2 separate regions of the Homo sapiens genome follow, and region 2 is linked to region 1. The links are chromatin contacts, found by Hi-C or POLR2A ChIA-PET in ENCODE. All regions are on one chromosome and are shown on one strand. The core of a region is the stretch at or near the end of the contact, and the rest is flanking DNA. Distances in the headings are between cores, read along the strand shown.

What was found. Hi-C counts contacts between places; a loop is a spot of excess contacts on that map. ChIA-PET counts read pairs that join two places held with the same protein, here RNA polymerase II (POLR2A). Pooled maps may share reads with other maps.
Region 2: a loop to region 1 is called in a map of endothelial cell of umbilical vein, with 4 times the contacts of the local background. The contact joins two enhancer-like sites. A Hi-C loop is called at or near these places in 8 of 168 maps with a recorded cell type or tissue (Caco-2, K562, PC-9 and 5 more) and 7 of 50 pooled maps. POLR2A ChIA-PET finds 5 or more read pairs at or near these places in 2 of 52 experiments (BJ and CD4-positive, alpha-beta T cell).

The regions. Positions count from the first base shown.
Region 1 is chr20:22,689,713-22,694,512 of GRCh38, forward strand. It overlaps LOC124904963 (a long non-coding RNA gene), which reads left to right. Exons shown (of 2, transcript XR_007067729.1): 2 at 1,752-1,998. Among named protein-coding and RNA genes, the nearest start is that of LINC01747, 6.8 kb to the left of the region's middle. RefSeq lists a silencer at 2,093-2,192. Within about 2 kb of position 2,124, at least 2 of the 41 ENCODE cell types and tissues checked have a DNase peak (open chromatin) inside an H3K27ac peak, as active enhancers do.
Region 2 is chr20:22,793,831-22,798,238 of GRCh38, forward strand. No RefSeq gene overlaps it. Among named protein-coding and RNA genes, the nearest start is that of LINC01747, 110 kb to the left of the region's middle. Within about 2 kb of position 2,246, at least 14 of the 41 ENCODE cell types and tissues checked have a DNase peak (open chromatin) inside an H3K27ac peak, as active enhancers do.

The DNA.
Region 1 (4,800 bases), core at 874-3,373:
CCCAGTCCCACCTTTCCACTGTCTTGCCTCTTTTTGTTGTTGTTGTTCTGGGAACACTTTCTAATAAATCTTCACACAAAGACTTGTTTCAGATTCTGCTTCCAGGGATCCTAAAATAGGACACTGTAAGAATTTACAAAGTGATACATTTCCTGTATTTCATTAACCTGCTTATGTGAATTACTGTTATTTTCAAACCTCAGAAATTAGCTGCAGCTGCTCTTAAGATTAAATCTGGAGAAGCCAAGATAGAACTTGGAGTTGAGTCTCGCAGTGGCAACCGGGTCTAAGGAAGGGTCACCTGGCTAGAGCTGGAGTTGACACCCAGCCGGTCCAGGAGGGGCCGCTCCCACCAGGGACTCCAATCAGAGGTGAAGGGTCAGGGTGAGGAGAGAAATGCTCTCACTTCCCTCTTCCTCTCACCTCCATCTCTTGACATCACTTCCCGTTGGATGAACCTAAATGGAAGCCAGTAGGCAAGAGAGCCTGGAAAACAGCGTTTGCAGGGGGCGGTTGTGAAATGGATCTAAAGGCAAACAACACGTGATGGACACATGTTTCGTAACCACTGATAGAGAAAAAGGCAATAGAAAAACATTGATATTAACTTAGTAGCACTTTGGATAATTAAAGCTAAAACAAAATCAGAAGCCAGAAGAGCTGTATATACTTACAAACAACAGTGCAAATGTGTGTGCAGCACCTGTTGGGAGGCCCTGGCATTAATTCTAGGTCCCTCCATCCTTCTCTAGGGGTGAGCAGCCAACAGGGTGGTGCTTTCTCTACTAGAAGAGTCAACAGCCACAACCCCTCACCCCAACAGCTTCAAATGACATGCCGAGAACAGCACGTAGAATCCCCTTATGTTTACATGGTGTTGGTGCCCTTTGAAAATCTGATTAGCTCTTTTAATTACCATGGACCCTTTCAGCACTTAGCTGGTAAATAGCTAACTCTAATTAATAACTCTCTGTATGCTTGGGAAATATCACTTATTTTACTGTCTGTCCTTCTGGTGCCAGTGGCTGCCAGAGCTCAGCACCTGGGAGTGACCCCACTTCACTGTCCCCTGACCTTCCACTGTTGCTCTGCCTCATTCCCCTAGACCCTGAAGCTTCTCCACCTGAGGGGAACGGGATCAACTGTGCAAACTGCCCAGAAAGCAGGCATGCCAGGGAGCACTTCCTGGACTGTCTGTAGTGAGCTCTGTGGACAATGGGTGTGTTTTTCTCTTTAGGGCTATAGATAAACCACCTGACGGCCAAGCTGTCTGAGCGCTATGTGGTTCCACCATACGGAAGCATCTGAAGAGCTGGCGAAAAAGCTGCCAGCACCCTAGGGGGTAGAGTTCGCGTCTCTGACTGCTGTCCCATCCCTGCTCCCAGAGAAGTGCCTGGCATGTAGCAGGGCTGCAGTGTGTCTTTGTGGATGGAACAAGCCCTGATATTTGGGCCAAGCAACCAAATGCCAGGCTGGTGGTCCCACATAAGTGTGGTGGAGTGGGTCTGCCTAGCCACCCACCAGCTGTTAAGGAGGAAGCGGTGGTGCCTGTGGTCCATAGAGCCTGAAGCCTTAGTTGGTGGTTGATCTGCTTTCTGGGAGGATCAGAAATTCCCAAACTTTAATCAAGTAGCGTTCCAGATGAGTCCAGCGACTCTGCACAAAAAAACTGGAAGCCCTCGAAGGAGACCTAAGTTCAGATCAGGGCTCACACGTTTTCTGGCTACTGGATGTGTTTTTCTATTGCACAGATTTGCAGGCGCTTTAAATGAGAATGTGTGCCCCGGCACTTACTAAGCACATCAGCGAAAGCTTCACAGCGCACCATCAGCCAGGCCTGCTGCTGCTAGACCCTCTGCCAGACACTGAGAAGGAAGACGTTTGTGCCCTAGGTCAAAGGCAAACCCTGGGTCCTAGGGAATGTCATTGAGGTTTGCTTAAGTAAAATGTTTTCATTTAGGTTATCTATGCCAATAAAATGATGCAAAATTCATAAAAGCAGGTGGAAGCAAAATCGTGTCTGAATGTAGGACCCTCTTCTAGTTCCCTTTTGAAGCAGCCGCTTAGGCCGTCTGCAATTAAGCCGATTTGACAGTAGAGGGCAGCAGAGGGTGCCGTTTCAGGGTTCATTCGGCCGCACAGGCACAAGCTCCCTACCGGCTCGGCCTCAGCCGGAGGCCCTGGCAGAGCTAACAATGGCCGGCTCCGCCAAGGCGCGAGCAATGAGCTGGATAAAGTCTCAAGCGACCCCCAGCTCAGGCCTGATGGAGAAGCTGGTTATGTGCACAGCCTCTAACTCTGACCAACAGCAGGTTAGGTCAGAGGCAGGACTAAGGGGAGACACATTCCCGGTGTTTCTTTTCCTTGTCGGCATGTCCAGGGTGTGGGGCAGCTGCCGGATAACCCCAATTGGGGTTATCGTGGTGTTCAGGCTTCCCTGTCCCTCCTGCAAGCAGCGAGCAGTACCTTGAGCCTGCAGGGAACATATGAAGATGAAGAACCTCATCTTCTAACTCCTCCAGCTCCCAGAAAGCTTGCCTGGAAGCTTCCTCCTTGGGCATCCTCTCCCGGTGGGGATGGCTGGGCATGGCCAGACAGCCCTTCTTCCTTCCTCTCTCCATCAGTGCTGAGATGAGCACGGTGAAAATATCCAACAATGGGGAAGAGAAAAGATGGAGGCAAAATGCAAGCACTTGGAGAGGAAAGAGGGCCTGGGAAAAAAAAGTGAATCACATTTTGAGCCATTTTCCTTGTTTTTTGTTTCTAAAGATGCTGTTGCCCTAGCTCTGAGTATCAAGGTTAGTAAGTGATCCACGCAAAGACAGTGGGACTCTGGTTCCTTGTAGAAACCACCGATGAACCCAAGCTATTTTATTTTTTTAAATTTTATTATAAGTTCCGGGATACATGTGCAGGATGTGCAGGTTTGTTACGTAGGTAAACGTGCCATGGTTGTTTACTGCACCTATCAACCCATCACCTAGGTATTTAGCACTGCATTCATTAGCTAGTTATCCTGATGCTGTCTCTACCCCTGCCCCACGACAGGCCCCAGTGTGTGTTGTTCCCCTCCCTGTGTTCATGTGTTCTCATTGTTCAGCTCCCATTTATTATTATTATTTATTTTTTTGCAAAGTGAAAGCAAGGTTATTAAGAAACTAGGCCAGGCACAGTGGCTTACGCCTGTAACCCCAGCACTTTGGGAGGCTGAGGGGGGTGGATCACGAGGTCAGGAGTTTAAGAGCAGCCTGGCTAACATGGAAACAAAACCCCGTCTCTACTAAAAGTACAAAAAAAAAAAAAAAAAAGAAAAGAAAAAAAAATTAGCTGGGCGTGGTGGCAGTCGCCTGTAATTCCAGCTACTCGGGAGGCTGAGGCAGAGCATTGTTTGACCCCAGGAGGCGAGGTTGCAGTGAGCCTAGATCATGCCACTGCACTCCAGCCTGGGTGACAGAGTGAGACTCAAAAAAAAAAAAAAAATGTAAAGGAATAAAGGAATGGCTACTCCGTAAACAGAGCAACCCCTAGAGCTACTGGTTGCCTATTTTTATGGTTATTTCTTGATTATCTGCTAAACAAGGGGTGGATTATTTATGCCTCCCCTTTTTAGACCATATAGGGTAACTTCCTGACATTGCCATGGCATATGTAAACTGTCATGGCGCTGGTTGGAGTGTAGCAGTGAGGATGGCCAGAGGTCACTCTCGTCGCCATCTTGGTTTTGGTGGGTTTTGGCTGGCTAATTTTTTTTCTTTTTTCTTTTTTTTTTTTAATAAGCAAGGTCTTTATGATCTGTATTTTGTGCCGACCTCCTGTCTAATCCTGTGACTTAGAATTCCTTAACCGTCTGGGAATGCAGCCCTGTAGGTTTCAGCTTCATATTACCCAGCTCCTGTTTAAGATGAAGTTGCTCTGGTTCACATGCCTCTAACATTCCCTTTTATAAGAGAGCCCTTAATCCTAAGGGTTGCAGAGGGACAAAGATCCATCTTCTGTAACTTCTTCAGGCTGAATAGGGGCAATGATATTGTCTAACTATGAGGGTCTCTTGCATTCAGGGTAGAGAGGCAGCTCCCACTTATGGGTGAGAACATGCAGTGTGTGGTTTTCTGTTCTTGTGTTAGTTTGCTGAGGATGATGGCTTCTAGCTCCATCCACATCCCTGCAAAGGACATGACCTCTTTCCTCTTTATGGCTGCATAATATTCCATGGTGTATATGCACCACATTTTTTAATCCATTCTATCATTGATGGGCATTTGGGTTGATTCCGTGTGAACCTAAGCTAATTTCTTACCCATTCCAGGTTTCATATTTTTATTCAGGCAGGCACCCCTCCCTGGAGTTTATCCATCTACCTCTCTGTCTGAAAGGAAGGTCTACTGGTCCCCACACTTACCTCATCCACCTGCTGAGCTGCCATACTCAGGACTGGCTCTTCCCCAGGCACTGGGAGCACCCATCCCAGGCCACGAGAAGATCAGTCAGCAGCTCCCAGCTTAGTAAAGTCAGCCTCAGTGTTGGTTGTGTTGTCCAGCGTGTTCTGGGGGTCAGATGTCCCATATTTTACCCAGATATCCTCATAACCCTGTTCTTGCCTGGGGTACTAACCCAACTAGCTCAATTCTGCTTGTGCCCTATTTCTTGGTTCCTGGACCCAGGAAGCACTTCCACCTCCCCAAGTTGTAGTTCTCATGTATAGAACTAAAGTTCGTGCCATCTCTGAGGACAAGGGGCAGCTTCTATGTTGTTTTTTTTAAAACAAAATATTTAACATAATATTTTTTAAAACTTCTATTT
Region 2 (4,408 bases), core at 996-3,495, 100 kb after region 1:
GACCCAAAAATCAGTTAAAAAACAGTTAACACATATTTTAAAGGTGCTTTACAATGACTTTGCAAATATGTATTTTAAATATACAACTTCTTCCTAAGTTCCATTATTTGTACATTAAAACTGCTCCAGGAATTGGTCAACTTCAAGTCCAGCCAACTCTGACATTTAATTTCTAGAGAAACTGGGCATTTCTAACAAAAATCTAAGAGCTTAGATAAATAGTAGTAGGTAATTTTGAGATCCCTGCTTTGTGAATGGGGGCTAAGAGGCAGAACTAATTTCTGCTGCTTTCTCTGAGCTCTCTTCTTTCACATATTTTTTCAGTATTCAGGAATTTCCTAAATGGCTTTAAGGATAATGTGATCCTTTTCTAGATGAGAAAGAAGAACAGGGGCTCACTCTGTGTAATCTCTTTCCTGCTTCTTAGAGAGGGCACTGGGGACATTTTCATTCCTTCATAGTTCCCCACCCTTTCCAAGAGTGCATACTCTTTTGCTTGACAACCTGCCAGGTGACTTGGCTTAAAAATAGGTTATCTCATTCATCAACTTAACAAATATTTGCTGGGCATATCCTATGAGCTGGGAACCGTGCTAGAACAAAGAATAAAATGGAGCCTCTGCCTTTATACAGCATATCACATGGTCAAGGCAGACTGCAATTATGACACAATGTGTCATGTTAAGGGTGAGTGTGGGGACTGAGGAAAATTGGAGGTTTTTCCAAACCTCAGTCCTGAAGAATTAAAGGAGGCATCCTAGAGAGAGTGATGTGGAACTTGAGACCTAAGGGACAAGTGGGAGTTAGCAAGGGAATAACAGTGAGAGTTATTAATGTATAGATGTTTTTTAAAGTGCTGAGGCTGAATGACATCACCTGGAGAGTGAGCATAGTTAGAAAAGAGAAGCTGATTATGGAGGGAAAAGGGAAAACCAACAGAACAACTGAAAAGGGGAAGGAAAAGACTAGAAGCCAAGGGTCAGAAGTGCAGTGGGGAAGAGGAGTCGGGGGGACACTGTGTGCAAAGGCATCAGGTGAAAGAACAGCCAAGTGCATGCTGGCAACTGAAAGGAGTCTGTGGTGTGGCTGCTGTGGCATCTCATTAAAGAACATCCAGGCAGGAAGCTGGGAAGGTGGTAGGGACAAGTCTTAGGAGCCCCAGACACCAGATTAGGGAAACTGGACTTTATCCTAAGACAATAATAGAAAGCCACAAAGAGGAATATAGAAGGGTGGGGTCACCTTAATTCAGGCAAAAGTTGGGAGTAGCTTCACCAAGGGGTGGTGGTAGCAGAAATTATGATGAAGGAAAGTGACCAATTCAAGAAACAGAAAATAGAATTGCCGGAGTTTGGAGATGAATTGATTGGATTGAGGTCTTGAGTACTGGGGAACATTCATATAGAGGTGAGCAGTTTTAAGGCCCAAGATACTGAGCTATGATGACCATTTTGAGTTGAAGGTAGCTGTGGTCACAAACACTGCCTCAGTGGGTGAGAAAAGGGGTTGTGCTTCTTATTTGCACTCCCAAGTAAGCATTCATAGCTATTAATTAAATGGACGAGCAAGTAAATAAGCAAATGAATGGATGCATCCAGGTGCATCCAGTCCAGTGACAGTTTTATGTGATGAGTATAGAGACAGAGCAAGGCTGGCATGCCAACAGGGGACCCAGCAAAGTGTCAGAGAGAAGCCATGGGAGTGGATGTCACCAGAAGGGGACTGTGAGGAGGAAACGACACTGAGGTCAGGAACTTAACCAGACAGGCACTGAAGAAGCAGACAGAGGAAGGGAGCTCGTGAAGGAGGAGAGAGGTGGGAGGAGAGCCAGGAGTCAGATAACTTCGAATGCTACAGAGACACCAGTGAAGGCAGAACTGAGATGGGGCCATGAGGTTTGGTAACAAGGAGATTGCTGATGATCTGTGTGCAAATAACTACGGCAAGGCAACAGAGTCTTGTTCTTCCAATATGTCCCTTGGTCCATAAGCGCTGAGAGGAAGTGACAATCTGTGAGTAGAAACCAAGTGAAAGGAGTGTTAGTGCACTCTTCTTTAGAAGAGAGCAAGGCAGAGCCTGTGAGAGAAAAATGTCTTTGTCTCTTGTCTCTCTTTGTCTGGCTCAAGGTAATGTAATTGCCTCAGACTTCCCAGGGAAGCAAGTGGCTCCCACGTTCCTAAGCAAAGGCCAAGCCATAGAACAAGGGCAGAGGCCGCCACTGGGAATGTTTGTGTTGTTAATTTTTTGTAGTTGAATCATATCGGGAAAATTGTTTCCAAGTTGCTCAAACATGGATAGAGAAGCTAATGTTTTGCTGGAGGTTGGCATTTTTCCCTGATGACATCACATGCCTTGTGTCACCAGTTAAGGGATCATCAGTAAAGCAAGTGGTCAACGCTATGCAACCACAAAAATATGCTTCTCCTCAAAAGATAATAATAAAATATGTAGAAACAAAATCGGTTCTAACAGGGAGACTCCTTGGTGAACTTAACCATCTAGTCACTATATACCAAGGGCACGTCTTAAAAACAAAACAGGAAAGCAAACAAACACAAAAACAACTCTGCTCCTAACCAGCATTTATCATTTAGCATACGTGGGTTTTAAGAAAATACTGAAAGAGATTAGCTCTAGAGAGGTGAAATGCAAATGCAGGAGGAAAACAATCCAGGGTTAGGAATGATACCATATGTCTGAATAAGAATCATTTCCAAAAACCATTCTCCTGTGACTTCCTATATTTCTTTGTTTCTGGCCTGCATAAGAGAATGTTTTCTTAAGAGCAAACATGTAAAATGAAACAGGAATGACTATTGGCTGACCACGAAATTTTCTCCCAACAAGTGCATGCACTGGGACTCGAGATTCTTCAACTAAACCCGAGTGTTACACCATGAGATCATGAAGCCAATAAAACATTTGCTGCATGCTAACTATGCCAAATCTCACTTTTCCAGAGATACGAGGATGGAATAAAAAGAGAAAAATAAGCAAATGTTGAAATGGAACCATGTGTTCTATGTGCAAAGCAGAAAATCTGAACAGTGCAAGGAGGGTGGAGAATCACAGGGCCTGTGGGGTTGAGAACAAGATGGCAGCACAGGGAGCCACTCAAGCATATTCTTCTGCTTGACATTATACCAGCCTGATTCACACCAGTCACTGGTGACGAGTGGTCACTAGTAAGCACAAACATTTTTTCTGGAATTTACTTCCCCAAATTAATATTTTTTTTTCCAAATTAATATTTTTTAAATGCTTTATTTTTTTGGCTTTCATGATGTCATGATGTCTCCATTTTGCTTCAATCTTACTGGCCACTTCTTCTCATCTCCCTTGCTGTCCTCTACCTCTCTTCGTCTTCCAAATGCAGAATACAAAATGCCACCTTCTCCTTTTGTTCTAAACATGCTTCCTGGCTGACCTCATGCACTCCACTGGTTTTTAGACATCCTGTAAAAGTTGGCAAGTTCTCAACTCATATCTCTGAGATTACCTCTTCCTGGACTTCAGATACCTTATATGACAAAATGTGGTTGTTATTCTTGAGACACCTTTGATGTCAGTAAATCCTACTCACTTTATCTTCCAAATAGATGTGAAGCGGGCCGCTGCATCTGCACCACTGATCCAAGACATCATCATCTCTCTCTTGGGTGACAGAGTGGATTCTGCTTGTGCTTCTTGCTCCTCTACAATCTAATCACCCCTCTTAACATTCAGAGTAAAGTTTTGAAAATGGTAATCAGTCTAGAATCCACTGATGGCTTCCCATAGAATATAAAATGAATTCTAACCCCTCTCCCCCTGGGATATGGACCTCCCTCTGAACACCCATTTCCTGATCCCCACCCTCTATGTTTGGCAACCCTGACTTGCTCTCAGGTCTGAAATGCGACATGCTTATTGCAGCCTCAGGGCCTTTGCACAAACAATGCTTTCTGTTTGCTATGATCCTCCAATCTGTGCCCTCTTAGCTCATTTTGGGTCATTCAGAATCAGCTTAGAGATGACCTTCACAGACAGCCCTTCTCCAGCGGTTGTCTCCATCATGTCTCCTGTTTCTGGCCTGCGTAAGAGAATACAGGCCAGATTCTCTCTGCAACCTCGGCTTTTCCCTTGCTCAGCTGTGTTCTGACTTGCTATTACGTATCTACACAGGCATGTACTGCCCATGAAGAGGTGCTTCCTCTCGCTGTCAGAATATAGGATAGCCCTTAGTGCACAGAGGGCAACCCTATCAATATTTGCTGAGCAATTGACTGGCTCGATGAACAACTCGTGCATCTCTTGTGGATCCTGCTTCCCAGGGTTAACCCAGATAGGAGTTAAAGATCTGGCCATAATTCAATATGACTGTCAAAATTCCAAGAAGATAAAATAAAGATCAAATTAGAGTTGAAGG